3 separate regions of the Homo sapiens genome follow, and all the other regions are linked to region 3. A link is a loop called in an ENCODE intact Hi-C map of the cell type or tissue named here. Cell type or tissue: B cell. All regions are shown on one strand. Links, peaks and the distances in the headings refer to the core of each region. The heading gives the core; the rest is flanking DNA.

What was found. Peaks named below come from ENCODE experiments on the same cell type or tissue, not always from the same donor. Only the 100,000 strongest peaks of a DNase experiment are listed, where the experiment ranks them.
Region 1: a loop joins it to region 3, with 2.2 times the contacts of the local background. A loop is called at or near these places in 2 of 110 quality-filtered maps.
Region 2: a loop joins it to region 3, with 2.1 times the contacts of the local background. A loop is called at or near these places in 3 of 110 quality-filtered maps.

The regions. Positions count from the first base shown.
Region 1 is chr6:142,920,202-142,931,536 of GRCh38, forward strand. The region is part of intron 1 of HIVEP2 (HIVEP zinc finger 2); the gene reads right to left. Among named protein-coding and RNA genes, the nearest start is that of HIVEP2, 19 kb to the right of the region's middle. RefSeq lists silencers at 6,473-7,042, 7,944-8,033. In B cell, for the core only: no CTCF peak of the experiment used is centred there; DNase peaks (open chromatin) are centred at 6,710 and 7,910; H3K4me3 peaks cover 2,489 bases; H3K27ac peaks cover 4,398 bases.
Region 2 is chr6:142,829,657-142,840,991 of GRCh38, forward strand. It overlaps HIVEP2 (HIVEP zinc finger 2), which reads right to left. Exons shown (of 10, transcript NM_006734.4): 2 at 7,279-7,391. Among named protein-coding and RNA genes, the nearest start is that of HIVEP2, 110 kb to the right of the region's middle. In B cell, for the core only: no CTCF peak of the experiment used is centred there; no DNase peak of the experiment used is centred there; H3K4me3 peaks cover 577 bases; H3K27ac peaks cover 1,231 bases.
Region 3 is chr6:143,020,718-143,032,052 of GRCh38, forward strand. It overlaps LINC01277 (long intergenic non-protein coding RNA 1277), which reads right to left. Exons shown (of 3, transcript NR_038987.1): 2 at 949-1,236. Among named protein-coding and RNA genes, the nearest start is that of LINC01277, 11 kb to the right of the region's middle. In B cell, for the core only: CTCF peaks have their summits at 6,525 and 6,725; a DNase peak (open chromatin) is centred at 6,534.

The sequences.
Region 1 (11,335 bases), core at 1,749-9,748, 100 kb before region 3:
AGTTATAGCTAAAAAGAAAGTCACAAATGTAAGGATAATATCCCTTCTATCATATTCTGCTACTTATTTGTCACTCAATTATCTTTGTATCTCCGAAGTCCTGGCTTCCAAAGGTTCGGCATGCAGAGCTGACCTTGGTCTAGTCCTCCGTCACATGTGAGTGGCTCACGGCTTCACTTTGAGCCCTACCCATGGTGTCCACTCTTGTACTATCCAGATCACAGGTATGTATTAAAGACCTCCTCTCTGACAACCAAGACCCCATGATTCTTATTGGATAGCAGGAGGGAGAACTCATTTGGAAATTCCCTAATTTCCAGGAAATCAATTCCTGAATACATCCTGTGCTTCAAGAATTTAGAAACTGGGTTATCACATAGGTAACAGAAGAATAAACTTCTCTGAAGAAAATAAAAGGGATGAGGTACCTACCACCAACAAGGAGATAAAAAATTTTATACTCAGATTGACTAGTCTGGATTAAAAATTTATTAATCCAGCTGGGCATGGTAGCTCACGCCTGTAATCCTAGCACTTTGGGAAGCTGAGGCAGGAGGATCACTTGAGCCCAGGAGTTCCAGATCAGCCTAAGCAACATAGGGAGAACCCATTTCTACAAAAAATTTAAAAAATTAGCTGGGAATCGGAGCACATGCCTGTAGTCCCAGCTACTTGGGAGACTGAGGTAGGAGGATCCTGTGAGCCCAGGAGGTAGAGGCTGTAGTGAGCTATTATCATGCCACTGCAATCCACAGTGAGTGACAGAGGGAGATCCTGTCTCAATATACATATATAAATCCATCTCTTTTCCCCAATTTATTCATTCATTCACCCATTCATTCAGCAAAAGTATACAGAGCTACAGTAAGGAAGCAGGTCATGAAAAAGGAAAGTCTGGGATTTGAATTAGGACTGCCGGAGCTTAAATGCAAGCTCCAAAACATACTAGCAGTGTGACAAGATATTTAACTTCTCTGCCCTTCCAATGTTTTCATCTATAAAATAAGAAGACAAACAGCCCTGCCTCAAAAAAATAAAAAGTTTAAAATATGAGGATAGGCTGCGCAAGGTGGCTCATGCCTGCAATCCCAGCACTTTGGGAGGCAGGCAGATTGCTTGAGGCCAGGAGTTCGAGACCAGCCTGGCCAACATGGCGAAACCTGTCTCTATTAAATATACAAAAATTAGCCAGGCGTGGTGGCACACGCCCGTAATCCCAGCTACTGGGGAGGCTGAGGCACGAGAATCGCTTGAACCCAGGAGGCAGAGGTTGCAGTGAGCCGAGATTGTGCCACTGCACTCCAGCCTTGGTCATACAATGAGACTCTTCCTCAAAAGAAAAGAGGATAACACATGTAAAAGGCCTAGAAAAGTGTCTGATGTTCAGTTTTTTTTAATTATCATTATGAACTAAAAATCCCATCAGATTCTGAAGTTACAGTGATAAAATAAGGCTCTATTGCCCTATCCCTACTGAGGATTACAATCTAAGTCAGGCCATGTATTAATCTCAAACCAGTAGTTAATCCTAATCTGAAATAACTAGGGAGAAAAAGGATTGTCAAACTTCTTTTGGAAATCTAGGACTTAATCCTCCTTTAGTCAGAAACTTTGGGATCTAATTTAAATGCCTTCTCCACACTTCCAAAAAATCAAAGCTTAAATAGTCAATCACCCTAAATAGCAAATGACAGATCAAACTACATGCTGGCAATTTCCTAATTATTAATCACTTTTCAGTTCTTATCTTACTTTAACTCTCCATAGCATATGGTATTGATGCTTAAAGTCTCTTTGGGGAAACTCAACTTCGTTGGCGTCTAAGACGTGACCCTTTCTTCATTTCCCTCCTCTCTGTCTAGTCCACATCCTCAGGATCTGGCCTCATCTTACATCTCTATCCCATTTTTCACAATCTCCCACTTGTCCTTTAAACTTCAGCCATACTAAGCTCTTTAAAATTCCCCAAACTCGCTATGCATTCTCAAACTCTCACCAAGCTGCTCTCAGTGTCTATTGATCCTTCCAAAGGCAGCTGAGGGAATGTTCCATTTCACCTCTTCTGCAAGGAGGGTTTAGGGCTCCCTCCAGGCCCTTCTTTTCACCCTCTGCTTCCCCCTACTTTTGCCCTTATTCCAATATCCTAATTCTTGAATTGCAAGTCAGTTCCTTCACTTGACTATGATGTCTTTGGGGATAGCAACACAAGCTCTCAATTCGCATTTAATAAATATAAATAACCACATAAGTATACTTCTAAAATTTTAAAATAGTAAGATCCAGAGTGGCCTGAACTTCATTTATTGAGTGCTTACTACAGGCCAGGTTCTTTACATATATTAGTACACTTAAGCCTCATAAGGTCTGTTTTAAGAGGTATCCTGGTTTTACAGGTGAGCAAACTGGAGGCTAAGGGGATAAACGTAACTTGCCAAAAGTCATACAACTAGAAAGTAACTGAGACAGTACTCAAACCCAGGCAGGCCAGCTCTGAAACCCACAGTTCTGGTCCCACTCTATACTGACTGCCTCTTTTCCAGTCGTAAGTCTGATTAAGCAACAGAACTGGCTCTCAATAAGAATTATGACATGTACATCCCTAGAGAGCCTCAAAAACAGATTTTTTTAAAAGACTGTCTTGTCCCCTCCTATTATTTTGCAGGTATGAGCATGTAAATACATAGTATTTATATGAACATGTATTCATGTAAACACATAGTACTCTCCAGAAAACAAACATGTTTTAATATAAATCCTGCCCAACATCTAACAAACTATTATCAATAAATCAGTAATTAGTAAATAATTATACCACTAATAAGAGATAAATATTTCATAGTTAAATATTTAGGCCAGGCGCGGTGGCTCATGCCTGGTAATCCCAGCACTTTGGGAGGCCAAGGCGGGTGGATCACGAGGTCAGGAGTTCAAGACCAGCCTGGCCAAGATGGTGAAACTCTGTCTCTACTAAAAATACAAAAATTAGCCAGGCATGGTGTGGGAGCCTGTAATCCCAGCTACTCGGGAGGCTGAGGTAGGGAATTGCTTGAATCCGGGAGGCGGAGGTTGCAGTGAGCTGAGATCGTGCCACTGTACTCCAGCCTGGGCAACAGAGCAAGACTCCGTCTCAAAAAAAAAAAAATCATAGTTAAATATTTAATAGTGAACAATAAGATAAGCATGAACCAAAATATAACAGATGACATTTAAAAATAAGATAGTTAATGCTACCTATTACATTTCCCATGATGTTAGCTACAGTCTCCTATGTTCCAACCAAGAGGATATATTGAACACTTTGGAGAAGATTTTCTTTTTCAAAACCATTCATATTTGATTCCAAATAATATTCCAATTCAGCTGATATATTGGATGGATCCCAAACACACCATCTGTTTTTTATTCAGTTGTACCTTAGCAAGGCAGAGAAATGAAGACCCCTTGCTCAAAAATTAATTTCAAGACAGTGACAGCAGATCATTTAACCAAACTCAGGGCCCTTCTGAGCTTGGAGCCCTGTACAAATGCACAGGTCACATGCCCACAAAGCCAGCCCTGTGGAGCCCCTAGATTCTATGTCAGGCACAGTACCAGGCAGGAGGTACAGCAACGGCTTTTAATCCATAATCCCGATGTCCAGAAAGGCTCAAATGTAGCATCAAAGATCCTGTTAGGCAATAAATAATCAAATATGAAATAGGTTTAAGAACTCAAAGAATCTTTGGATCTCAAACCGCTAGGTAAAGGCCGAGGGTTAAGTGCTAGTTAAAATGATTCAAATTCAAGTGGGCCTCTCTTCAGCTTTGCTAAATGTCTTCTTTTATAAATCAATAGGTCAATGAGCTTTTTAAAAAATGACTCTCATTAGATGCAAAAGGAGGACTGCAGATGATTAGAATAGTAAATAAAGCACCAGGATTGCAGTATCATGTTTCTTTCAGTGGTTTTTTAATTTAATAAATGTTTATTGTGCATCTGCTATATGTTTACATTTCATTAAAAATCAAATAATATCTCACTTTTTTAAACCTCTTACCAAAAAGAGAATTCTAAAATTATGACCGAAGACTACAAAATAGCATCTGAAATATGAGAGATAGCAGTATCATCTTTATTTCCTCATTCAGCACCCGTGCTCTGAGCAACTACTCCGGGTCAGGCACCGTTCTAGGCATTAGGCATTCAGAGAGGAAAAGACAAACTCTGCCTTTATTTATGTAGTTCATTGGAAAAGGCATACAGTAGACAACCAATTCTTTCAAAAAATACTGTTTAAGATATTTCAAATTGTAATTCCAAGATACAATGGAAGATTGCATTTATTCTAGGATTTTCCTCCAAGAAACATAAACTTCTCAGTTAAGAGGAAAAACATCTTCTCCTACTGACCCTAAACAGAACTATAGTTTTGGTCACTGCAAAGGCACAAAATTTTTCTGCAGTACAAAAGGTGGAATATATGCCCAAAAGTAGATATATTTGTAATTCATGTGTTAATCAAATCACATATGCTTAGACTATAATTACAGACAAGGTACTGGGTTTGGATTAATGTTATAAAAATTCAGAATCTATGCAGTCCATAAGGACTTTTCACACTCCATTTTTCATAAAATAGTATGTTAATCTCCTGGTGATTATGAGATTCAACTAATAAGTCTAAGGATCCTACTTAGCACCTCCAACATGATGCTGCATCAAAACTGGGGATTATTGTTCATACAAATCTGGAGTAACTGGTCCCTATAATACTACTACTAAATACTTTCATAGTACCTTTGCGGCCACATCTTTTGAGGCCACATAGTTGGGTCCTCTGCCTTCTGTCTATTTACTCTCTCTGTTTTAAATCTTATAGAGAGTAAACAGATAGAATGCAGGAGACCCAATATGTGGCCTCAAAGGATGAAACTAACATGCACTTTAGAAGTTCTCCTTGTTCTACCACACAAACGTTCCATACAATTTTATTGTGAAGGAAAAAAGGGAATGAGAATCAATATTTTTAGAAAGTAATCTTGCATTAACATAGTGCTTTCTAGTTTTATGAAACTTTGTCACTCACATAACCTTGTTTGTCCCCAAATTGTTTAACTGTAAGAGTGTACTATAATGGATTCTGCTCTCCTAACATAATACCAAGGAGCCACAACCTTCCCTCTATTCTTAATCTCCAATTTTATTTTCTTAAGTGGGCCACTAAGTATATCTGTACCAACATTTTTGTGCATTTCATAACCCATAACTTTGCCACCATAACAACTTGAACTAAGCTCAGATAGGAAATAGGATCGTTGTGTTATATTTTGTCAAGGAAAAAGGGAAAAGCTACCCCAAAAAGACAAATTTCAAAAATCTAAAGCTATTATTCCAGATGTACTCAAATAACCTTAAATTTCCTTATTGCATAAGTAAGCTGAAAGTTTCCCAAGAAAAATGACATCGTACTATATGCACATCTCATAATCCTATGGGGACTTCTTTTAAATGAGAACATTTAGGCAACACTACTGAAAGCATACATAAGTCAGCGGTTAGCTTCATGACTCAGTTTAACTTAAACATGTAAACATAGTGTATGTTCCAATTTGGAATGATTTTTGAGGTTTACTAGAAACTACTAAATAATATTTTCATTTAGTAAGTCCTTTCTCTGTCAACTCTTTGATGTAAGAAACCTTAGCAGACCTCCCAGTGAACTTTAGCATTTTGGCTGTGTGTCCAAAAGAACAATCTACCATTACAAAGCCTATTCATGAGTCAACCAGGGACGTAATCACAATCACGACTGCTCAGCTGATACGACTCTTCTTTATCATACCTGCAAGTATGGAAGACACGTAAGATTCAAGTTACTAAATTATAGATTATTAGTACTAAACATCGATTCTTAAATATAGTTCTAAAGATGATTCATGCAAATTTAAACTTTTTTTAAATTTAACAGCTTGGGTTAACTTGCTTGTGTTCAACTTTTTACGTCTACCTCTAGCAAAATAATATTATTATAAAAACAGTAAAAGTCCATCTAATAATTTCAGTATAATAAATCCAGGGCTTTGACACTGTCTTCAAATTCACAAGATCATTAGTATTCTTTTAAACCAAATTAATCATATTCCCTAAATAACAACAGCTAAAATCATGAACACTGAGATCATTTTCTTGTAATGATTCTGTCTGGAAGTGTATTAACGGCATGATGTTTGTGCTTTGCACTAAACATTCATATCTTTGTTTCCACAACAAAGTAAAAAGGTGGCAGTTAGAGGGAGAGTTAAACAAGGTTTCCTGTGAGGGCTTTGTGAAAAGAAAGAGCGTATATTCTATCCGGGCAATGACAAACGGACTCAGGCCTCCTGAGGTCAGCGCTCCTGGGCACCATCAGGCCCCACTTCGGGAGCCCCCGGTGCTCCGGGCCCACCTGACTGGGCGTCCTCTGAGTCAGGGAGGTGCCAGTGCTGTGGTCCCCGCGAGCCCAACTGTCCCCTGACCCCCGGGCTTTTCCGCACCGTGGAGTCCCCCGACACGCTGGGGCCAGTGAACCCGGGCCGGGGCGCGCGTTCTCCCTCCCGGACCAGCTCCCGGCGCTGGGCCCGCGGCCGAGAAACTAGGTCTGGGCCGGCCCTGCGGCGGCCGCCGGGCGCGGCGAGCCCCACTTTCTCCCGGCAGGAAGGGGGGAGGCCGAGAGCATTTCCTGTTGTGCAGCTGAGCCCTGCGGAGACGTCATTGCATTCATGCTCCCTCGGGTGTCAGCGGACGGGGGGCCAAAGTTCAAGCCGCGTCCAGGGCAGGCAGCGCGCGGCGGCGCGGCGGCGCGGGGCGGGCGGCCAGGGCTCCCCTCTCCCGCTGGCGCTCCCGGCGCCTCCGTCCCCGGCCGGCCCAGCGCTGCTACCGGAGGCCAGCCCTGGGGCTCCGCGGGGAAGAGCTGCTCTTCCTCCCGGAGGAAACCGAGCTCGCAAGCCCAGCGCTCCCAGCCGCAGACTGCAGGCTGCCCTCCTCCACCGCCTGGATTTCCCACGGGGAGGAAAAGGCGTGCGTTTCCAGGTGTTTGGAGGACGCACTGGCCGGGCGCACTTTCCTCAGCGTAATTTTGAACGCAGTTTCCCTAAAGATGACTCTTTTTTCCACTAGGATTATTTCCAAGTCATCAAAAGTGAAAAATCACGTAAGTGTTGTTGCAGTTGTTTTCCCCTCGTTTTCTATCTCCTTTCCAATTGTGAATTCCGTAAATAACTGTCAGACATAAAACAGGAAAAGGAACATTTCTTCACTGCAGAGCTCCAGTAAGGTGAAAGTAGGCAAGAAGGCCCCCTGAGACGTTTCTAAAAGCATATTCTATATGTTTTCATTATGAAAACACCCACTGCACTCCTTTTATTTATTAGGACCTTAAGTTATCCTATCTCAACTAATACTTTTAACAATCAGAATCTCTTAAGAATCTTTCAATCTTATACTTATCCACTTTAATAGCCAACAAAACCTTTAGCCAGAGTGTTTTAAAATGGAAATTACCTGTTCATGTTTCTTAAAGATTTTTAAAGTCTCCTTCTAAATTTCCAGCCTTCCATTTAGTTTCAAGCCATAAACCAGATTATAACAATGTGTAATTGTAGAGAAGCTGTGGCTTACGGTTAATAACGATTAAAAATAAGGCCATAAGGTATTTTATGATCATTTTGAAATAAAAAATTGAAATAGTTTAATTTCAGCTTGTGCAGTTTGAGACAGATCGTCAACTACAAAACAAATTGTAGATTCTGTTCTCATGGTGAACAAACATTACAGATGTTTTACTGTGTCAACATCTCTAACATTTGAACTAAGCAATGTTTCACATCAGGACATGAATTAAAACAATGTAAACTATGGACCTGGGGTGACCATGATGTGTCGATGTAGGTTCTTGGATTATAACAAATGTACCACTCTAGCGCAAGACTTCGATAGTGGAGGAGGCTGTGTGTATGTGGGGACAGGAAGTACATGGGAAATCTCTGTACCTTCCGCTGGATTTTGCTGAGAAGCTAAAACTACCCTAAAAATATAAACTCTATTTTTAAACATATGTTTAGGGTTTTATGAGTATCCTGATACTTAAAATGTGCATTGCATTGTAACCTATGAATTGACAAGAAATTAATCTTAAGAATTGGCACAGAAATCATCTCGATGTTTTCATGAAGTTCATCCTCGGTTCTACTGCTTCTTGATAAACAAGTTTCATGTTTAGAAGGTTACTGAAATTTTTTTATATGGTAAAGGCACATCAAAGACTTTACCATTTAATATATATTAGTTGTCCTATCCAGTCATGTACTATTTAAGGCAATATTAAAGGTAACTTAGATTTCCCCACTTACAGTGATGCAAAGCCCTTCAATAATATTCTGTTGTCTTATTTCCTAAACATCTGAATAATACAACTTTATCACATGATATCTTAAATTTGCATAGTATATTAGAGTTTGCTATTTGCTTCACATATATATATTTCTATCCCGATTTTTTCAAGAAATAGGCTCAGAGAACTGAAATCTCCACTCAGTTCAGGACTAGCATAGCTAGTCTTTCAATCTTGCTGAAAAGCAATCGCAAACTCTTCTCATTTTCAAACTCCTTATTCCTAACTGCAACCACTTCTTTACTTCCCAGTGGCCAGTGCCCCTGAGTGTGAGTGCTGAGAGGGGCCTGCAAAAAATCTAATCACATCCAACTGCTTTATTTACTTGGCTTCCCAAACTGTATCAAATGATTCTTGACTGTAAATGTGATTCCACTGTATCCAATCCTAGGAAATACTGTAGTGGATATCTGTTTCCTGAATGATCTTACACCAACTTTTTTTGGGGTGTCTTTTCTCCTTCATATCAATTGTTCTTTTATCCATTAAATCTCTGCAGCAATTCTTGTGTTTTTGATTTGAACATACTTATACTTGTTCCTTCAAATCATCTGCCAATGGTATACAATTAGCACTCCCCAAGCTGCATGTGACTCCCCAAATACTGCCTAAGCTCAGTGAAGATTTTATTCAAAATTCATGCTCTCTGGTCTATACCTAGTTGCTGATGATGGCACTTGGAAAGGACAAAGAGGGAAGACTTAAAAATGTTTTATTTTATAATCCTGATTACAGGCTAAATAAAATCAGTATTACCATAAATTTAGTATAGACTGAGGATATAAAGATCAGTATGAGAACGGTAAGATAAATTAACTTATGAATAAATACACAATTGAAAATATAAACCAGAACAAAAAAAAAGGAGTTCTTCAGGTTCCTGGTGCTATTTTCAAATGCACCTCTTTTACACCATGAAAGAGAAGAAATAACTGTGAGGATAAAAGGAAGTTTTGCAGGATAATGTATTTTACACTTTCTCTTTAGAAAAAAATTAAAGTGCTCCACTTTTGTTACTTAAAGTACATCATGAAGTGCGCAATTCCAACCTAAGAAGATATATTATTTCATACAATGAAAAGGATTAAGACTTGAAGTTTCCCAAACTAACCATTTTAAAACTCATTGTTTCATTCAGGATTGGTTTCATTTAAATGTGTAGTTAGAATATGAGAGAAACAGTAAGTTGTTACCATAATGTTTGGCTCTCCATGCTTCTGAGATCCAAGTTCTCTAACTCAAGAGTCTCCACATTTTCATAGACTTTGAAAAGTCTTTGATATGGCCAGACTGTATCTGACAGGCTGACTTGTTTCACAAACTGGCCTCCTCTCTAAAAATATTCAGAAGGGCATACTAAATTTTCACTCTTCTCTAACAATAATCAAATTGAGTAATATCCTTCTCAAATGAGCTTTCACCAGTCATTTGTTGTTTTTCCAGAAAACTGACTCCCAAGATATGTGATGACAAAATCAAGACTCTCTTCTTTCTGAGGTCCACATCCTATTTCCATGACACACTAAACGACTGTGTTGTTCCTCTACAGCCAGTACTTTCCCAAATCAAAGCCCAGCTCAAATTAAATAGCTGAAATGAAAGGAAGGGAGCTCACTGAGTGAACAGATATATATAGGAATGAAGAGAGAAGTGAATCATGCACACATACTCATGAACATATAAGAATGAATGAACCATTCATGAAAAACCTACCTACCTACTTGCTTGCTTCACAATCTTTGGTTCCTATAGAACCCTTTTCTACTGTGGTATCTCCAAGCTCAGTGGCTTTATTTTTCTTACAAACTACCCATAAAACTATAACCTTCTCTTTATTAAGTGGCCTTCAGCACAAATTACTAATGCCTCAATCCCTTCAAGGCTAGCTAACTAAACAAAGTACAGCCCCTGTAACTGAGACAGTCCCAAGACCTGCAGGTGGTTCCAGGACTATTCATTCACTTCTCTGGACAATAACAAGATGTATCATCACCTCGTACCTTTCGGGCTGTAGGTAAAAGTCAATATATTCTCAGATGGAAATATATTTACATAGTACTCAAGTGTTTGAGAGCACATCTCCTTGTTCAGCCTCCATCTATATTAAATACTTCAGAATAGGCCCTCAATGAAATCTAAGTAATAGTTAAGTACTCAGATGGCCTATAATCAAGCATGTTATTGAAACAGCAGTGTCCCCACATGAATTCAAGTAAAACAAAATTATTTTTTATTACAATATAGTATTTTCCTATTCTCTCCTAGTCACTCACAAAGTCCTCTGTACTTCTCCAGAACCAAAAGTGTGACTAGAGCTAAATCTAAAATGTATTTATTTCCATAATGATTAAAAGAAAAGTTCCAAAATCAAAGTACCCACTCAGGAAACAATAACTTCTATTTTGGCAACAGATAATTATTAAATCTCAACTCTCTTCTAATATATCACTTCTGCATATAGGTCTACTTGTTCTATCAAATATGTGACCATTTAAATATTCCTTCTTTACTATTCATTATGTGGAATAAGTCATCTGTGCAGGAAAATTAAGAGAGTTTTCTCATAGGCACTAAAGGCAGTCTAGAGCTCAAGTAGGAATTTTTTTAATTGTTATTAAGATGCAACAAAACTTTATTGTATGCGTTTAAACTACTTGTAAGACTGCTATCTATATAGTGCCTTACAGTATGCTATATAGATAGCAGTCTTACAAGTAGTTTAAATGCATACAAGTACTTCCAAATATTCTGTATCCCCATTTTTAATCAACAGAAAAATATAAATTGACGAAAAGGTTAATTTATACTAAAATGACAATCATTTGAGCTCAGCCTAGTATCAGTATGGCATGTCATTTATATTGCCAAAAAGTAGGAGGTAGAAAAGGTATGTGTAACTGGCACAGGTGTGAATATAACAATACATCC
Region 2 (11,335 bases), core at 2,054-10,053, 190 kb before region 3:
ATATGGCAGAAATGCCATAAATATTCATTGAGTTTAAATGAACTAAAGCTTTTAAAAATAGCCAAAAAAGCTCAGGTTCCATGTAAGAAGAATGGGGCTCAAGCCAACTGAGTGTTGGCATCTGTGATGATTGGTGTCCTCAAAATTTCCACTTAAGGATGATGACAGAATCAAGCTCTGCTACAGCCAATGAATAATTTATTTGTGCACAAAACATTCTGTTAATGGAAATCTTTTTATGGCTCAAGATCTAAAATGTATTTACTGCCCTATAGTTATTAAATGTTTGCTTTAATCATTAGGTACACAAGGTAATGACAAATGATAATTACAGTATCATTATATACTCTTAAACTGATTTAATCAAGAGTATCTCTTCTGAAATTCAAAAACTCCTCAGTGGATGGGGATGGGAAAGATTACACTGGAACCAATCAACTCACTGCTACCATCAAATTTAAGAAACTAAGGTTTTCTGTTGTTAGAAATACCACCAATTGAAAAAGTAACTTTAGATACAAATGCCTAGTACTTTTTTTTTAAAGCTCAATTAAAAATCCCCCTGCCTCCCCGAACTAGACTGCCTCAATCAATGAAACACATCAGAGAAAAAGAGAAGTGCATGTGTTTGCGCGTTCCCTAGATGTTCCAGCCTGCCAAAAAATGTTTCTTTGCTGTGCTATTTCAGCAAGTCGTGAGATGGCAATGATCACCCTCCTCAAAAGAAAAAGATAGCTATTTTTCCTGTATGTTTTTATTTTAAGAGGCTGGGAGGCACACTTCTGGCTGCTGAGAGTACTCTGACACATACACATGTTCCTGAGGAGGTGAATTTGTGGGGGAATTTTGGCAGGGTGAAGGTTAAGAAAACCTAAAATCATCCTAAACTCTTGGGAAATATTTAAGGAGCTGAAAAAAAACAGCAAAAAGAGGAAGATGATGAAGTCTTCCAGTGAATTCCTGTTTCCAACTATAAACCCTCATGAAAAACGAAAAGTAAAGTACTATAAAATACATGCTTTTTATCTATATTTATATCAGACTCAACTGGTACACAATCAAATTCATCACACTACTAGACAAACCAGCTTCTCTCTTTACCTCATGTTTTCTATTAAAAGTGATATTCAAACTCCAAAGCTCAAAGCCTGGGGTCATCACTGACCGCTTCCTCCTGCTACCCACCCCCAGAATGCATGCACATCCACACAAGCTCACCCTAGACCCAATCAGGCAGCCCCTATGCTGGTGTCCTGCATACTTTCCTTCATACAGCCAGTGCCTGTCAATCCTTATCACTACCCTCCAACCAGACTCTCACACCGGTCTGATCTCCCACCACACAAAGTAGGCAGGAGACCAGCAAGTACTCTGGGTACAAATGGCAAAGTGCCAAAGGCCAGATCCAGGCCTGATGCCCTTGCGTGCCTGGGATCCAGGGACAATTCTCAGAGGCAGTGAACCGTGGAAGGGTCGAGGGTCCTAAGAAAAACAATTTGAGTGGAACGCAGCCACAAGGGCACCATGATGCAAAACCTGAGAAGTAAGGAGCTGAGGGGGATATGGGAGGAAATCAGAAAGAACTTCCTCAGCCTGGGATTCGAGTCTCCACTGAGGTCTGCGATGCAGTGCCTTCATCTGTGATGTAAGCGTGGGAGGACATACAGGGCACAACATGAGATGACAGCTCTTGTTTGAATTCATGGAAGTGCCTCCTAAGTGGCTTCTATGCTTGCAGTGACTGCTGCCCCCCACCCCACCTCACCCGCCATCCAACAGGGCCCAGCCCGACCCATCTCCCTGAAGCGCAGCTCTGAGTGCAGTGCTCTCCTGCTCAAAGGTTTTCATGGGCTTCCCACGCCCCTTTGTCCTGCAGTCAATGTCAGCTGTGCTTTGCCTTCACACTACACAGGAATCCCTCATAGTCAGAGGCCACATGTAATTTATCTCATTAAATTTTTTCAGAGGTCAATTATTTTTGTTGCCATAGTCAAAACAAGGAGAATGAGACCTCCTGGTCAGGGACTGTAGGGGTTTTTAGGTTTGTTCTGCTGTGTGGGGAAGGGGTTTGTTACTCTTTTACTTTAAGAGCAATTTTTGCACTACAAAATTCATAAATTTGTATTCATGACCTGGCTCTGGATATTTAATAGGTATCAGACTTGCAGATTCATCTCACAAATATAATTAAAATTAAACCTGTGTCCAGGTATCGATTTTCAGTCCCCAAAGTGAATTTTAAAACAGAAACTTGGCCAGGTGCAGTGGCTCACACCTATAATCACAGCATTTTGGGAGGCCAAGGTGGGTGGATCACCTGAGGTCAGGAGTTCAAGACCAGACTGGCCAACATAGTGAAACTCCATCTCTACTAAAAATGCAAAAAATCAGCTGGGCATGGTGGTGGGTGCCTGTATACCAGCTACTAGGGAGGCTGAGGCAGGAGAATCGCTTGAACCCAGGAGGCACAGGTTGCAGTGAGCCGAGATTGTGCCACTGCACTCCATCCTGGGCAACAAGAGTGAAATTCTGTCTCAAAAAAAAAAAAAACAGAAAACAAAAAACAAAAACAAACAAAAAAAACCTCACAAGCAATTATTTTTATTAAACCCAACAAATATTTATTAAATGTCTACTATTTTTTCAATCACCATTTTTAAGAATAAAGAAGACACAAGCAATTTACAGTGCAGGCATATGACAGGAAAACTTCACATAAATTACTTTATTATAAAGTGCAAGTACAAAAATGCATACAAAAAGTGGCATGAGAGAAGTATAAATTGTTAAGGGGTGATGCGGGCAAAGGAGCTCAAACATGAAGAGAAGTAATACTACAATAAAATTATTAACCAGACTCCGACGTCAGTAAAGTGCATTAACCCAAAATGCAAATAATAGATGAGGTAGAAAATGCGATTAAGAAAGCGAATTTTTCTCTTGGCAATTCATGGGTGAGACATCAATGTGATATCAGATTCAAACATAAAATAAAGATCTCTATGTGGGGGATTTTGTCCAATATCCAATTAAAGGATTTATAGTGAAAACTGTAACTGCCAAGGGAACCGGAACTCCAGAGGCCATTCTTGATCCACAAGGGATATTGCTTGGAAATCATGAGATTCTCAGATCAGGGAAGTGATTGGGTAAACTTAACAATTGGTATCATCAGGTTTCAGTTTCCAGAAGGTGATAACTGACAGAGGTCTGGAAAATTTACAGTCCACATCTTTCTACAGCATTTTATTCCTTGGACTACCTCAAGATTCCCTAAAAGTATAAGATTTGACTCTGCCCCCAGATTTTGATACGGCTGGCTTCTATTTCTTTATGTCAGTCATAATAAAAAGAACATAGTGGCCACATCCACAACGCTCCAACATTTGAACACTGCCAGTTAACTAGACTGGTGACTTGGTAGTGACTGACATGTTAGCCAAAAATGGGAGAAACAGAGTTGGATTCTGGTTCTATGACTCACTAGTGCTGTGACTTTAAGCAAATTACTCAACTAAAACCAACCCCCCCACCATGAAGCCTCCGGTCCCTTATACACAAAATAAAGTGTGAGTAATAACTACATAATAGCTATTGCCTCAAATGAGATAATGTACATGGAAGCCATTTGCAGACAGAGAGTAAGTCATTACACAAATATTAATTCATGCCATCATAGAAACAAGGCATATGATCAGTCACTAAGATTCACTGTGTAGGTTTTGCATGGAGAGTGAAAAATGAGAGGCTCCTTCACACAGCCATCCTATACTGCAAACTGAAGGAGACAGGAAGGATAGACAGAAGGAAATACTATGAAATGATATGAAAGAAGCCTTCAGTCAGGGTTTCAGATGGCTGCAGCATGCTTGTGGAACAAAATGGGATTTGCTCATACTACTGGTTTAGTTAATACTTACTGATGGAATGATGAATATGTGAATGAAAACTTATTAAATGCATGAACGAATGAAGGTATAACCAGGTAAAATACTTGAAAAACAAAGCAGGAAGAGTCAAATTGTGAATAAGAAAAAATAAGAAAATAATTTTGGAAAAATGAAGCCATGTAGCTCAAATAAGCTAACAGTACTGGGCTCCACTCACCTAAGCTAGAATAGCAAAACAAAGGGCAGTCTTTGTAAGGAGGCCAGAAGAAATGTAGAGCATACATAAGAGTCCACATTTTCACATCAGTTTGTAAATATTAATACTCAAACATAAATACTGATAGCCTCTTCTGTTATCTCAAAATACAAGGAACCAAACAGAAGACTTGTATGCATCTGAAGAGCTATAAAAATATAAAAGGAAGTCCTGTATAATAGGAAACATTTTGAAGGCCACAATATACTGAAACTTAAAGGTCTACTCTGAATGATCTGTGATAGCAGAAGTTATAGTACACCCGGAGATAACAGATAGCAAATCTAATTTGCAACCTTATCAAATCGTTATAAGACCAGCTAAAAGGTATCCAAATAGAATGAATTAAAAGGGTTTTCTTCCTTTTCATTTTCCTAATTGGTATAAGTAATAATAAGAAAAAACATATAAAGGCATATCAAAGAGAAAGGAGAGATAAACAGATGAAGAAAAGGTTTGGGGAAATCACAAAATATAGCAATTTCCACAGAACACAGAATTATGTATTTTGGACTTCCTAATTTAAAGTAAGACTTCAGTGATGTCTGACTCCAGAAATTACTAACAGTAATAATTGTATAATTATCAGCAAATTAATTACTGCTCTTTAACCCAATATTTTCAAGTTTATGAGAGTCTTAATAATTTTCACCTTCTTTTTTTAGGAAGGAATATCACTTACATAATTCCTAAATAAATATATCCAATGTAGTGACAGCATATAAATCTGATCACCCATGTGTTTAAAAGCCCAGACTCCAGCTAATATCACTTTAAAATGAATAATGTCAAGACCAGTCAAAAACATTCACTGCTTGAAGGAAAATGCCAGGACATGCAAAGCAATATTATTATAAAAAATAATAATAATTTGTATGTACTAACTTTTCAAAAAGTACCATAAAAGGAAGAATATTGTGTGGATGAGAATGTTCCTTTCTTACTTTGCAAACTGTTTTCTATTTACTACCAATTTGTGGTGGGAGGAGTTGGGCACATTTTTAAAATTTATTATTTGTAAAAAAAGTTACATTGAAAAAAAAACCCTCATTTGGGCTAATGCACAGGGCCAGGTTCACTGATAAAGTCACTAAGAGGTTGCTGATTATGTATTCCATATGCATCACGAAAATGCTTACCGATTCCATATGAAGTCCTTCCTTACCAAAAGAAGTATTTGATTTAATTGAGAAAATATACCTAGCTCTTTGAGTAAAGACCATGTTGACAGGCTAAAGAATCAGTCACGTGATAGATGAAATATAATTCTGGTTACATTTAACCAGTGACTGCAATGACTATTACCCCTATTAATCACCATCATCATAACCACTACTGTGAACTCCTAGTACCTGCCAGGTATTTAATCCTCATAGAGCCTTATGAACTAAGCAGCATCCTTATTTAATGCAAAACAATTGTTACAAAGCACAGTGACCCCAATGAGCTGACTCAACCAGAGGAGTCCAGAACTCACAGTGCAATACACAAGGAGGCCATCTGCACTCAATGTCCAGGCCATGTCCATTCTCAGGAGGCACTGATAAAACAGTCGCTTGAACATAATTTAAATTAGGTACCACCAATTTAAATGTCACTTAACACTTAGGATACTTTGGAAATAACTGTAAAAGCCAAACTTGGGAGTAGATGGAAAATTAAATGTTGCAAATAAAGACATTTAAGTTAGTGGTTCAGATTATTAATTTCATCTTCTAACATTTATTATAGCTATTGAAAAAATTAAGGCTTTGCTTTTCACACTTTTAAATATATGTCTTCCTAATGGGTTTTTCATCTAACTGCCTCATATCCCTTTAATTATCCAAAACTTTTTCCAAACAGCACCATGTGCCCATAACAATGAAAATTATTGGTGGCAAATGAAGACTGAACCATGAACCTTACGGGCCAAATGAAAAGGGGTCTCTGGAATGTCCACACTTGATATTTCTACACTCACTGGATGCTCAAAAGCTACACTAGCATATCAAGTTCTTAGGCAGTGGAGATTATTTTAGACAAAGGGAGATTATTTTAGACAAAGCTTAGGGCAGTTGTTGGCACTACATAAACTACAACGCTATCGCTAAAAAACCACCTGACATCATCTTGTCTTAAGATGTTCACAGGTAAAGCAGACACTATTAGTGGGTTTAGTTTAGAAGCTGTCTTCCCAGATGATTAGACACTTTCCTCTCTTGTTCGTTATCAGTCATCAGGTTTTAAAATAGCTCCAGTTTATTTGGAGGAAAATTAAGTAACAAGCTGTACAATTTTAGAATCATGAATAACATTTAGAATTTCAGAAATTCAAATCTTGTGACCTAAATTAGGAATACAATTTTTTTTTCCAATTTTTCTTTACTGTGTAAAGGGTTAATTAAAGTATGAGTTTGCTTGGATTTTTTAAAAAAATTACCAAGCCCTAAAATCAGTATCATATAAATTTCTGATGCCAAAAATCTGTTTGACAGAGCAGGCTTTACTATACTGACATTTTAACAGTAGCCAAAGTCCTGTTCCCACTAAATTCTGTCTTGGCAGCACCAATAATTTGCTAAAAGCCTAAACTCCTCCTGGTAACTAATGTGTTCTCAACCTCAGGAGCTTTCCACAGCAGCACAGTGCAACAAGGAAGCTGAATCCATCAAGTCCTTCCTTAAGATTTCTATTCTTATTACAGAAATCATGATTTCTATAAAATGAGAATGGTTTAAAATACAGAAAGATGCTAATTTACTTCAAATGTTCATTACATCTTAGATGTGAATCTGACAAAATGCAATAAAACTACATATAAAAACCTTATTCAAAGTAAAATCTGATATTTTTACATTACTTCAAGATTATAATAAGCAAATCATCATTAATACATCAAATAAAATAATCTGGTTTCGAACTATAAATGACAACATTTTCTAATCTTCAGCTAAAATCAGACATTTCCAGAAATGCAATAAAGTATGAATATTTTCATTTAGATAATATCCAAAACATCTATCACAGGTTTCAAGAGCCTCAAATAATTACTGTCAAAATTTCACATAAAGCTCATTTAATATTGTGCTTGAGGAATCTTTCCAATAACTTTGAAATCAAACCATATAGAAAGCACTTGGCTTGACTTACCTAGTGGCTGTATGTTAAAGCATCGGTAAAAGAGCATTCCAACCAAATCAATTCACTTAATTTTTCAAGTAGATCTGATTACTATGGTCTTTTAAAAAATTCAAAGGCTCCACCTAATGAGAAAAAAACAAAGAACTACATTTAAACCGGAGCGTGATTATAGGAGCTATACATTAATAACACAAAAATCAAATCCAGAGTATTATGATATTATACTATCTTTTCCTACGTTACTGTGCTACTTAAAGCTATCAAACAACAAAAGCGTCTAGGAATTAAGTTAAATTTTCCAGTTTGGGGTAAAATGAATGTTCAAGCATAGAGAAAACAATAAAAGAATACAACAAAGTGTGAGAACAGAAGAGTTTGTTATTGGCAGGTGGAAATAATGGTTATACAATGTCAGTTAAGACATTAAAATTAGAGATGGGGGAAAATGCAATTTATTGCTTTGGAATTATACTCATTGATTCTTCTAATTTACTTATGCAATGAAAATTTGTAGGTGACAGTTCCTGAAAGCCATTAAGCCCTAGCTACATGCAATCTCTGTTGAGAAATAGAAACTAATATCTAGACAGATCATTTAAACATAAAAATGGTCAAGAAGTCTTGGAGATAATTCACTGGCATGGATTTCCAAATCATTCTGAGAATGTTACACCTTGTCTCCACAGAAAGTGTTTACTCTCCTAAGGACTCACAAATAGCTTAATTATTATTTATAAATAATATTGGTTTATTCCATTCACTTTGCCAGTAGAACCACTTTTCCTGAATTTCAAACATTAAATTACTATCTCAGCTCTAAGAGAAAGTTTGAGAGAAAGCAAGCATTAACTTAACTAGAGAGAGAGCCTAAAATGAATGCTAGAGGGTTGAGCAGAAGAGTGAAATAGAAAATTGGACAGTTTCTAGCTACTCCCAAATTAGGTCTTCCCAAGGTAGACTTAGTATGTTCAAACATACTAATATTTCAAAAAGTCTCTGAACATCAAACACAATCATATTCAAGTGAAAGTTCAAAAACTTATTCCAAAGCCATAAGCACAAGATTTTTTAATTGTGCAATTTGAAATTGGCCATGCACTGCCACTCCCCCAAACCCACTAACCACATTAACAAAATTAATTGATAATCTCAGTATTAAAAAATAAAGGTTGAAACAGATGTTATCCACTAGTATTAGAAGGTAGTTGCTCCAGAAAAGAACAAAACAAAAGATGTTGCTAACAATAGAGAAGACAAATAGCAGTAACTATACATACTAACTAGAAATCCATGTAGTCATGGGAAATATGTTTTCACTTTCAAGAAAACCTGTGTCTAGATTCTAGTCTTACTGCTATTCAAGAAACAATTATTTAGGAAACTCATTTGGACATGGTCTCAAAAGACTTCTTCATTAACAGAGATAAATAATCTTTATTCCAGGGTTCTTGCCATAAACATGACAAGACAAATGTCAAATGGTTTGGTTATTTAAAATTACACTGAATCAACAAACACAATCACCTGAACAATGAACTGCAAAATGATTCAACACACACATTTTTCGCATTTGAATATCTAGAGCGGCGAAAATATTTCTGTACTTTTCCTAACATTTTATGCAAAAGTTACAAAGCCTCTCTCAAATAATATTTGGTAGCTAGCTTCATAATACCACTTCTCAATACTTCCCAGGATGGTTTCGTGCAGAAGCTAGCATAACTTTTCTTTCTGTTAGTCACTTTCCAAGAAAGAGGTAGGGCACTCCCTTCAAGATGCAGGACAAACTTCAAGATTCTTAAAAATCCTTTCTCATTGATTTCTCGATGTACAATGTAAAACTGACTTACGCAAAAGTCTTTTTCAGTCCCTCTTCATTTCTTAGGTAGGGTATTGTTTTCTAAAATTATGTAATTCTTGCCTCGTAAGAGGTCTTCCATTTCCTAAGACAACCAGTCATTAAGCAATATGTTAAAAGGTTTTTCACCTGTATTGCAGCAACTATGCTCTCATTTCTAACTGGTTGTCTAAGTGGTCAGTGACTTCAATCTACTTAGGAATTTTTCAGTGTTCCCATAGAGTACCTAAAAGTGGTAGTAATGGACACCTCATATCAAAGTTCAAAAGCACTAAGTACAAAATATATTAGTCACCCATATGGATGATTCAGCTAAATGACTGTACTGATTAGCCCAGAAGAAGCAGATCTGTTGCCTGTGCAACAGGTAAGCCTCGCGTACAAACCACAATATAATATTTATTTAGAAATGTTCACTTCCTTAAAAATAACCACATATAATGAAAGGAAAATAAACACACGATGGTAAATGGCCTACAATCGCTACACCATACAGCAGTGCAACACCTCAAATAATTTTATAACCTGATGAAAGTCACTGACTCTAAACTTCCTTACTTTTAATTTGTTTGTATTGCCTGCCTTACCAACCTGGGCAGGGGTTGGGGGTTGGGGGAGGGACTCTTAGTGTTTTTTGGCTCTATCAGAAAATCTAAGGACATCTGACCTTTGTATTTCAGTTATATGTTACATGGTCTAAACAATGGAGCAATTTATCATTAGCTAATATTTGATCATGCTTGTCACCAATTGGTTTGTTTCAGTTATTCGCATGTAATAAATCAGATGTACACACAATGCTGGGCTTGAGTGACTTTCTCTAGCTGAGTGGTCTACCGGGAGTAGTACACAGGAACCATGCTCCCTGAGTTCACCAGGACACTCCCTGGGAGCAGTTGAATTGATCATACTGTTGCAATACTGATCACAGTAAATGAGCTTTTTGAGGAGCCCTCTAGAGTAGCAACCACACTCTCGAGTAAGCCTGTGTATCATAATGTCTCTATAGACCTAAATAACTCTTTTAATAGTCATCAAACACTCTCCTTTCATTGACAATGAAACTGAAGCCCAGAAGGTCACTTGCAAAAGGTCATGCAACTAGAAGCAGTTTTCCTGAATACTATTCTACTGTTTTCCCCTTTGCATCGTAGAGCCACTGTGCCTCTCATAGGCAAAAATTCAATCATGGCTAGCAAGAGTTTACTGAACAGCAACTATGTTAAACTTGCTTATCAGCTTAGGATGGGAAGGAAAAGGGGAGAGTAATGAGTTCAGAGTGAGAGAGAACAGACCTCAAATACCACGGTCTCCAGAGTACCCCCTTCATCATGGTTACAATCAACTCGTCTCTTCACAAACCCAGTGGAGAAGTGGCCAATTAAAATAGGGAAATCAAGAATACCTTGACAAGTTATACGCCCAAGACATCTTAACTATTTTGTAGGGTTTCAAAGTGACTCTTGAAAAGCCCTCCCCTTGTGGCTAATTAGTACAGCTATCCTTATTTATTTTTTTTTTTTTAATATTTTTTTATTTATTTTAATATTAAATATTTTAATATTTAATATTTTATTAAAATATTATTATTTTAATATTTTTAATATTATTTTTCCTTATAAACACTTAAAACATTGATGACATTTTTAACCAGAAAAACACCATTTATCCCATTACCCAAACACAATCTTTTCATTTTTAAAAATTTTAATCTATTATTTGTCCCCATGTAAGCATATTTTCACTGAGATGTCCTCATAATGCACATATAATTGTGTATTCTGATTTTTTAATTTAACATTTCGTAAGTATGTTATTTCCATGAAATTCAGTTTTCATTTTTACTAGCCATATGATATTCCATAAAGCTAACATAAAGTCATTTCCTTCATCATTCCTATATGTGGCAACATTTCAAATGTTCTCACTAATTTTCAGTACCACCAATACTGTTTTTTCTTAGAATATTCTCAAAAATAGGATTATCAAATTGAAAGGCAAAAATATGTTTATAATGGACTTCATATTTATGGCCATATTGATTTCAAGAGATTGAAATTATCTACAAAGCCACCAGCAGTAGATGTGCATTCTACTTTCACCAAACTTCCTCACCATTGCATGTAATTAAAATTTCTTTTCAGAGGCTTATTTAATGTAATATGATATTTAAGGGTGTCATTTTTATTTTAATGGTGACCATAATTA
Region 3 (11,335 bases), core at 1,637-9,636:
GGCCACAGACAACAGAAAACCTGACCACAGCAGTAAAAGTAAGAAGTCTGTTTTTCTCAGACCACAAGAAGGCCAGAGGTTATCAATCTTTTCATATTTTTCATTCAGTAGTGCTTCACATGCATTTGCCTATATACCACCTGTATTAGCCCATTCTCACACTGCTATAAAGAACTGCCAGAGACTGGGTAATTTATGAAGAGGTTTAATTGACTCACAGTTCCACGTGGCTGGGGAGGCCTCAGGAAACTTACAATCATGATGGAAGGGAAAGCAAACACACCCTTCTTCACATGATGGCAGGAAGGAGAAGTGCCTAGCAAATGGGGGAAAGCCCCTTATAAAACCATCAGATATCGTGAGAACTCACTACCATGAGAAGAGCAGCATGGGGGTAACCAACCCCATGATTCAATTACCTCCCACTAGGTCCCTCCCATGACACATGGGGATTATGGAAACTACAATTCAATATGAGATTTGGGTAAGGACATAGCCAAACCATACACATCACACCATGCTTTTTAAAAGTTGACATCATCAAATGGCTATAATTATACAATAATTTTATTCTAATCATTCCCTAATTTTCCTTTTTATGTTATTTTAATTAATCCTGTTTTGAACAGCTTTATGTATAATTTTTAGTTTACATCTTGGATTATAAGAGTCCTATGACTAAGGATTTCTACCTATTTTGATACCGTGGTCTAGTATTCTAAATATTTTAAAAATTTATTTTAAAATGAACTTTGTATTCTAGAATGGTCTTAGATTTATAGGGAAGTTGCAAAGATAGTACACAGGGTTCCCACAACCCTGCACCCAGTTTCTCTAATTGTTAACATCTTCCGTTACTATGGTACATTTGTCAAAACTAATGAATCAATATTGATACATCATTATTAATTAAAGTTCACACTTTATTCGTATGTTCTTAGATTTTACCTGTTGTCCTTTTGCTGTTCCAGAAACCCACCCCGAATACCACTGAGTCATCACGTTTCCCTGGATTGTCTTTAGGCTGTGGCAGTTTCTCAGACTTTCCTTGCTTTTGATGACCTTGACAGTTTCGATGAATATTAATCAGGCATTTTGTAGAATCTTCCTCAATTTGGACTTGTATGATGTTTTCCTCATGATTAGATGGTGGTTACAAATTTTGGGGAGGAAGAACACAGAGGTAGAATGCCATTTTCCTCACATCACATCGAAGGTTCATGCTGTCAACGTGACCTGTCATGGATGATGTCAAATGCGATTATGTGGCTGAAGCAGAGTTATTTTCCAATAAGAGTTACTCTTTCCCTTCCCTCCATGCTGTGTTCTTTAGAAGGAAGTCACTATGTGCAGCCCATACTTATGGGGGTTGTTGCAGGGGGAGTTATTCTCCATATCTTTGAGGGAATAGCTATACAAATTATTTGGAATTCTTTTGTACATGTTATTTATTCAATAACTCATGAATATTTGTTTTATACATTGGGATATAATGTAATACTGCACTATTTATTTTCTTGCTCCAATTATCCCAGCTGGGGCCATTGGAATATCTTTCTGTTGGCTTCTATATTCCTTTAACATACTCCGTTTTTGTTTTGTTTTTAGCATTTCCTTATTTGATGACACTACACGATGCTGCAGACTTGTCTTGTATATTTTCTGCCCCATTCCTAGAATCGGCCGTTTCTCCACAGAACCTGATGCTTTTTATTGGAGAATAGTATTACAAATCAAGATCTAGAAACTGAGTATGCTTAATACTTTATAACCTGTAATCAGCGATATTTTTTTCTAATTTTAATCCCATTCTCATTGCAATTAAAAATTCATATACAGACATGTAAAATATCTGCAATTAAGCCTATTCTTTGTGTCTTGTTCTCGACAGAGATAAAGCAAGGATGTTCTCAGGTATATGCTGGATTTCTTTTAATATTAATATGACTAAGGGTGATGCATGGATAGTTGCCTGCTGGGCAGAATGCCTTTTCACCCTTTCAGAGGTTCACCTGAAATCTCAGCCTCGGCCTCAGGGTCACCTCCTATAAGCTCTGTGAATTGCACAGGAGGAGGAACAAGGTCCACTCTGTCATTCTGCCTCACCTCAGTAAACACAGCCATGAAAAGCTACTTCTATTCTCATTTCTCTGACTTCACACCTTCCATTAAACAAACCCAAGATTCCACCTCTGAAAAATAAATTGTATATAGCAAGGCAGTACAACAGCAAAACAGATCCTGATTTGAAGCTCCATTTTGTACCATTCCATTCGTAACACAATTTTTATGAAACGACAAGACCAAAAGAACAAATTTAAGAAATATGAAGAACCACGTTCATTTTCATGCAGTCATTATAGGCATTGTCCAATGATCAAGACCGTTGGCATTGGAGCTAAAATAAGAATGGAGAAGTATTACAGTGGAGAATCGAATCCATCAATCACATTAACAGTAAATTGCACACTAATCCTTTATCTATTATTTACAGTATCAATAAGTGTATCCTGTCTAGACTACAGAGTACTTAAACTCAAAGGTGTCAATAATAACAAAGAATAACATTATTAAATAATAAGCATCAATTAAAAATTAAAATGAATAGAATATAAGAAAAAGCACCCTATAGATTGTGTTTATAAACCTAGCCTATTTTGTGAAACTGTTATAGGAATTATGATTTATGCTAGCTGATAAATCTGATTTTGACAATTGGGTAAACAAAAAAACTAAGATTTTTAAAATTAAATTTTTTTTGCTGGAAGAAGGATCCCTATATGAATAAAATTTTAAATTTACATAATCAATGTTTTAGTATTTCCAAATGTTTTATGTGGTTTTCAAATTTGTATCTTATCAGGGTCATGTCAAATAAAAAGAGCTAAAGTAAATGGTTTATCTTGACCAAATTTAACAATCATGACTTCTATAGCTGCAAACAAAGCTTATCCGTTACCAAATGCAGTGTAGAATTTAACTTATATTTAGATAAAGTCAGGAAATGGCCTCTAAATGGTCCTCAATTTTCTTTCATTTAGACAAAAACTGAGTTTCCCCCTTTTGCTGAGTTGTTCAGTTAAAAGACTGTTTCATTTGGAGAGTGTGACTGATGGCTCCCTGTGAGAATGGGCAGGGCAGAGCCAGGCCTGACCGGAGAGGGAGCCACTCTGTCCCCTAGGAAGCTGACTCAGGTTCCAAGGCTTATGACCTGGGCTTTGGCCCATGGGCATTTACTCAGAGAAAATTTGTAGAGTACAATCACAGTTGTTGAGTATAATCATGATGGCCCCTGACCAGTCATTCATTTCATATAGGAACTACTTGGCATGTGTTTCAGAGGACTGGGCTGAGAGTGGAGATCCATGACATGATACCAGTGATCATGTGGGTCCTAAGGACAGGTGGTGCAGGTGTCCATGGCGAAACAAGGCCTTAGCTGGTAGACTGGATTTCCAGGACAGGATCCTAATACCCACCAGGAAATCTGTCTGGAAGAAAAACAAGCTCCTAGGTTTCTGAGAGGAAAACCAGATAGGTTATTTAACAAAGATCTTAAATTAGATTACTGCAGAAGCTCAACTTTAGAATCAGTGGCACATAGCAAGGTTGAGCTTATAGACAAGACCACCTTCTTTTAAGAGCCTGACACTGAAGGATGCGTGACTAGGGTGTGAGCATAGGAGTCAAATTCAGCAGGAGACATTGATCCTAGATCAGATTAAAAGCAAAGGGGTCTTAGCCTCAGAAAAGTAGCTGCTGGAACAGAGTACATGGAAGGCCTGTAATTTGGGACTGACTGGCTAACTTGGTAGCTTTTAGTATGGGGTCAAACCTAATGGGACTTGATATTAAGAATGGGACTTGATACTGAGGCTTCTGCCTGGGGGATTAGCACAGTTTAAATATGGCCTGACACAGGGGTGGAGTTGCTCTTGTATATGGGATGTCAGGAGTCCCAGCTGTGAGGAACTGGGAATTATACAGACTGAAATCAGAAGACATGATGACTAAATGTAATGTCACACACCCTGAATTGGATCCTGGGGCAGAAAGAGGTTATTAGGTAAAAAGTAAAAATATTTGAATAACGTTTGGTCTTTAGTTAATTAAAATATGTCAATAACCATTCACTAGTTGTTAAAAATGAATCATAGAGATGTGGTATGTTAACAATAACAGAAACTGGGTACAGGTTATATAGCCACCTTCTGTACTATCATCACGACTTTTTTTTGTAAATCTGAAACTATTCAAAAGTAAAAGTTTTTTTTTTTTTTTTAAATCAGGCACCTTATTATCTTCCTCTTCTTTTTTGTTTTCTCATGGAGAAAATAGCATTTCCATTTCATTTTATCTGAGTGCTTTAGTATCTTTCCAGTAATATGTTTTATGTTTTTTTGTCTCTGTCATATATAAAAATGAGCCCATTTTGCTTACATACTACAATGTCTTAGTCTAGTCAGGCTGCTATAACAAAAATGCCATAAACTGAGTGATTTCTATGCAATAGGAATTTATTTCTCATAGTTCAGAAGGCCAGGAAGCTCAAGAACAAGGTGCCAGCAGATTTGCTACCAGGTGAGGGCCCACTCTGGTTCACAGAAGGCATCTTTTCCACCCTCACTTGGTGGAAGGGGTAAGGGGTCTTTCTTGGACCTCTTGTAAAAGGCACAACCTATTCATGAGGGTTCCATCTTCATGATCTAATCATTTCCCAAAGGTCTCACCTCCTAATACTGTCACATAAGAGAAGTTTTCAACTATTGAATTTCGAGGCACAAACACTCAGATCATAGCATAACAAAAATTGTTCAATAACAAAAAATAACATGTACTATGACTTCAGGTATGATATTAATTGAAGAAATGATTTCATAAATGTGAATAAAGCATATTTTTAAAATAGTGTTTAAAAACAGAATAAATTTACTTTCAAGTCAATAAAGGTTACTTTTTAAATTAATGCTTGACATCATTTTAAATTTAATTTATCCCCTTACTTCCTTCTTTCATCTCTCTCTCTCTACCTGTTGCATTTTGTTAAAAATCTACAATTATATTTGATAGTTATAAAAAGCTTAGAGTTGTCATACCTTTGACACCATCTACTTCAATTCTATCTTTTGATAAGGAAATGGAGGTTCAGGATTTTGATAAGCTACCCAAAATGAGCTATGCAATTCTATTTATTAATAAATAGCAAAACTGGGCCTAGATCCAGTAGTCTACCAGTATTAGTCGGTTTTCATGCTGCTGATAAAGACATACCCAAGACTGGGCAATTTACTAAAGAAAGAGGTTTATTGGACTTAACAGTTCCATGTGACTGGGGAGGTCTCACATCATGGTGGAAAGCAAGGAGGAGTAAGTCACATTTTATGTGGATGGCAGCAGACAAAGAGACCTTGTGCAGGGAAACTCCCAGTTTTAAAACCATCAGATCTCGTGGGACCCATTCACTATCACAAGAAAAGCACGGGAAAGACCAGCCCCCATGATTCCATCATCTTCCACTGGGTCCCTCACACAACACATGGGAATTATGGGAGCTACAAGATGAGATTTGGGTGGGGACACAGAGCCAATCCACATGACTACCTCCTAACAAAAAGCACATTTTAATGCACAGTCTTGCCTTCACTCTATAAAAATTACTTTGTTTCTAGAGTTATTCTTGAAATTTCCCTTCCTATAAAGACAAAGACAAGTTTGTGTCAATGGCTATTTGCTTGGACTTTATCATCCATTGTTTCAGCAGGACTGATGTGAATCCTTTTACAGCTTAACTTTATAACCTCTTTAAAAGGAAATGCTGAAAAAAATTCATGATTCTCATACTTAGATAAAAATGCCAGCCAGTTAATAATTTATAAAATAATTTTGCTACTATATGGATTTTCTCCCATCTAGTCCAATTTTCTGAGTTGCATATATGTGCTAAAATTTTAAGAGTGTAAACAGCAAAGTTGTTTTTAAAATTAGCTCTCCAAAGAATTATAAAGCAGTAAAGGAAATGAAATATGTTAGCCTTGAAGGTGATGCTATAAAGATATACAGTTAGTGTAGGAAGAAACATGTTCATTTGTATATTCTGGGCTGTTCTTTATTTTGTGGCTGCAGTCTACTTGCTATGATTTTCCCTGAGGGAATTTCTGTTTCCATTCCAAGTGGTCTGTGTTCCAAAACAGCTACCAAAGTTTATTGCTAATGTTCTTTCCATTCCCTACAATTCAGTGTCTTGCCACATTAAAGAGGTGTTTTCATGTCTTCAGAGCATCTCTTCTGTACCCATCCCATCCCCAAACTACAGCTACCAGGGGCAGTTTCCCTGACAGCAGCTGCTGTCATCTTACGTGGCCTCCAGGGGTGGTTCAAGGAACAATGGAAAGGCATTTAGAAGTGAAAGAAAATAGGGCTTGACAGGTCAGATTACTGTTATGATAGGCCTGGGTTCCTGGATTTGTTGGTTGGGGGCCCTACCTTGCCATAGCTCCTAAGTTTAATTTGGGGCTTGGTGACTCTCTGGCGCCACACTCTGGCATCCTCATCATCGGCAAAACCCTTTGGACTCCATCAAGCAGTGCAGCGCAGATCATCACAGAGAAATGTGTGGAGAAAACAACGTAAAAATCTCTGTGAAATTTATCATATTCCAGAGATATAGGACTAACTTGAGGAATTTTCTTTCAAAATTTGTTTTCTTCAGGTATTTAAAGTCAGAGTTAGGCACAAGTTTGGCTTTGAGTTCCCCAGTTGTACCATATACTTCTTCATTTTCATTTTTTTCTATATACAAACAACATAGGCATCATTGAACAAACTTATTCAAAAGGAATAATGAAATCTCCACCCCATCCTTACACCATGCCTGAGAGAAAACCACTGATCGCAATTGGTCTATATCCTTCCAGTTTTTGGACTATGTTTATGCAAATATGTACACAAATATACTACAAAAAATATATCATACTGTGCGTGTATGTGTAACTTGCACTTGCCTTTTTACTAAACAATATACACTGGGTATCTTTCCATATCAATATACACAGAGTCATTTCATTCTTTTTAATAGCCACATAGTATTCCACTCTATTATACAGAGTTATTATAATCTATTTAACCAGTCCCGCAATGATAGGCATTTGGATTAGTTTCACACTTGTAATAAAAGTGGCATCATTATACATATATAATGATGTATATAATGATACATATATCTGTGATTACTTGGAGAAATATTTTTGCATAATAAATTTCTAGAAGAGAAAGACAAAATATATCAATGTATGCTTCCATCAAGAATGATTAAAGTCCATATTTTTTCCTATTATCATACCTAACAATGTAAATTTGTAATACATTTTGGTCTTTGTTAGTCTAATTTTTTTTTACTTAATTATAAGTGAGTTTGTGTATTTTTTAAGAGCTATCTTTAATGATCATCTGTGTTCTTTGTGAATTCTGTGTTCATATTTGTTGTTTATTTTCTGTAGTGGTGTTTTCCTTTATCTTACAGATTTGTGAAAGATAATTTTAACACATTGGGTATCATTGCAATTTCCCTCATTTTGTCATCTGTCTTTTATCTTGTTTATATAGTCATTTCATTCATTTTTTTCTTTATGGTTTCTACTTATCTGATGTGTTTAGAAAGGTGTTCCTTACATAAAAATTATTTTCCACTGGTACACTTATTATTTTTGTTATTTTTAAAACATTAACCAATCTAGAGACCTTTTAGGATATGGTTCTGAAGTAGGAATACAGATTCATTTCTTCCCAATTGGGTAGGAAAATTTTGTAGCCCATTTATTGAACAATATGTCTTTTCTCCACTAATATGAAATATCACTTTTATTATATAGTAAAGCTCATATATATCAAGGTCTATTTTTTATTATGAATAACTCCTTGACCTATTGATTTTTATCTCTATTAGTGTCAGAGTATTTTAATTGCTGTATTTTATAATATGTTTTAATAAATTACAGATGAGGACTTAATCATTTTCACATTGCTCATAGCATTATAACTTATTTATTACATTCCAAATGAAATTTTAAACTTATTTTTCAAGGTTCTGAAAATGCTTAATTTGGTTTTTAATTGTAATTGCAATAATTTTATTATAACTTACTACTTTATACTCTTCCCTCAATGTAGTTATGTTTCCTCATTTATTTTAGTCTTTCTTTTGTGTTTAACTGAAAATCTTGCATCTTTCTTATTGGATTTATTTCTAGGTATGTTTATTAGCATTACTAATGAGTCTTGTTTCCCACTTCATTTTCTAACTTTTATTGATTTTTGGTATATTAATCTTGTATTAACTGCTTTCTCGTACTTTCTGTTGCTGTAGCAGACAGTTTTCTTGATTTTACTCCAAGGTAGTTATATAATTTTTGGTAAATAATCATACATTTTACAACCAATATATACTTTTTTCCTTTCCTTATATTCTTTTATTGTCCATAAGTTCCAGAATCTTGTTGAATAATAGAAGTATTAATAGAAAGCATTCTCTATTTTTTTTATATTATACTTTAAGTTCTGGGGTACATGTGCACCAAGTGCAGGTTTGTTACGTAGGTATACATGTGCCATGTTGGTGTGCTGCACCCATCAACCCGTCATTTATATTAGGTATTTTTCCTAATGCTATCCCTCCCCCAGTCCCCCACCCACCTACAGGCCCCAGTGTGTGATGAGCCCCTCCCTGTGTCCATGTGTTCTCATTGTTCAATTCCCACTTATGAGTGAGAACATGTGGTGCTTGGTTTTCTGTCCTTGTGATAGTTTGCTGAGAATGATGGTTTCCACTTTCATTCATGTCCCTGTAAAGAACATGAACTCATCTTTTTTATGGCTGCATAGTATTCCATGGTGTATATGTGCCACATTTTCTTTATCCAGTCTATTACTGATGGGCATTTGGGTTGGTTCCAAGTCTTTGCTATTGTGAATAGTGTCACAATAAACATACATGTGCTTGTGTCTCTATAGCAGCATAATTTATAATCCTTTGGGTATATACCCACTAATGGGATTGCTGGGTTAAATGGTATTTCTAGTTCTAGATCCTTGAGGAATCACCACACTGTCTTCCACAACGGTTGAACTAATTTACACTCCCACCAACAGTGTAAAAGCATTCCTATTTCTCCACATCCTCTCCAGCACCTGTTTTTTCCTGACTTTTTAATGATCACTATTCTAACTGGTGAGAGATTGTATCTCATTGTAGTTTTGATTTGCATTTCTCTAATGACCAGTGATGATGAGCATTTTTTCATAAGTCTGTTGGCTGCATAAATGTCTTCTTTTGAGAAGTGTCTGTTCATATCCTTTGCCCACTTTTCGATGGGGTTGTTTTTTTCTTATAAATTTGTTGAAGTTCTTTGCAGATTCTGGATATTAGCCCTTTGTCAGATGGATAGATTGCAAAAATTTTCTCCAATTCTGTAGGTTGCCTGTTCACTCTGCTAAGAGTTTCTTTTGCTGTGCAGAAGCTCTTTAGTATAATTAGATCCCATTTGTCAATTTTGGCTTTTGTTGCCATTGCTTTTGGTGTTTTAGTCATGAAGTCTTTGCCCATGCCTATGTCCTGAATGGTAATGCTTAGGTTTTCTTCTAGGGTTTTTATGGTTTTAGATCTTACATTTAAGTCTTTAATCCACCTTGAGTTAATTTTTGTATATGGTGTAAGGAAGGAATCCAGTTTCAGCTTTCTACATATGGCTAGCCAGTTTTCCCAGCACCATTTATTAAATAGGGAATCCTTTCCCCATTGCTTGTTTTCGTCAGGTTTGTCAAATATCAGATGGTTGTAGATGTGTGGCATTATTTCTGAGGCCTCTGATCTGTTCCATTGGTCTATATAACTGTTTTGGTACCAGTAACACGCTGTTTTGGTTACTGTAGACTTGTAGTACAGTTTGAAGTCAGGTAGTGTGATGCCTCCAGCTTTGTTCTTTTTGCTTAGAATTGTCTTGGCTATGCGGGCCCTTTTTTTTCCCATATGAAATTTAAAGTAGTTTTTTCCAATTCTGTGAAGGAAGTCAGTGGTAGCTTGATGGGGATAGCATTGAAGGTATAAATTACCTTGGGCAGTATGGCCATTTTCACAATATTGATTCTTCCTATCCATAAGCATGAAATGTTCTTGTATTTGTTTGTGTCCTCTTTTATTTCATTGAGCAGTGGTTTGTAGTTCTCCTTCACATCCCTTGTAAGTTGCATTCCTAGGTATTTTATTCTCTTTGTAGCAATTGTGAATGGGAGTTCATTCATTATTTCACTCTCTATTTGCTTGTAATTGGTGTATAGATATACTTGTGATTTTTGCACACTGATTTTGTATCCTGAGACACTGCTGAAGTTGCTTATCAGCTTAAGGAAATTTGGGATGAGATGATGGGGTTTTCTAAATATATAATCATGTCATCTGCAAACAGAGACAATTTGACTTCCTCTTTTCATAATTGAATACCCTTTATTTCTTTCTCTTGTCTGATTGCCCTGGCCAGAACTTCCAATACTATGCTGAATAGGAGTGGTGAGAGAGGGTATACTTGTCTTGTGCCAGCTTTCAAAGGGAATGCTTCCAGTTTTTGCCCATTCAGTATGATATTGGCTGTGGGTTTGTCATAAATAGCTCTTATTATTTTGAGGTATGTCCCATCAATACCTAGTTTATTGAGAGTTTTTATCATGAAGGGCTGTTGAATTTTGTCAAAGGTCTTTTCTGCATCTATTAAGATAAGCATGTGGGTTTTGTCGTTGGTTCTGTTTATGTGATGGATTACGTTTATTGATTTGCATGTGTTGAACCAGCCTTGCATCCCAGGGATGAAGCCAACTTGATCATGGTGGATAAGTTTTTGATGTGCTGCTGGATTCGGCTTGCCACTATTTTATTGAGGATTTTTGCATCGATGTTTATCAGGGATACTGACCTAAAATTCTTTTTTTGTTGTGTCTCTGCCAGTCTTTGGTATCAGGATGATGCTGGCCTCCTAAAATGAGTTAGGGAGGATTCCCTCTTTTTCTATTGATTGGGATAGTTTCAGAAGGAACGGTACCAGCTCCTCTTTGTACCTCTGGTACAATTTGGCTGTGAATCCATCTGGTCCTGGACTTTTTTTGGTTGGTAGGCTATTAATTATTGCCTCATTTCAGAACTTGCTATTGGTCTATTCAGAGATACGACTTCTTCCTGGTTTAGTCTTGGGAGGGTGTATGTGTCCATGAATGTATCCATTTCTTCTAGATTTTCTAGTTTATTTGCATAGAGGTGTTTATAGTATTTTCTGATAGTAGTTTGTATTTCTGT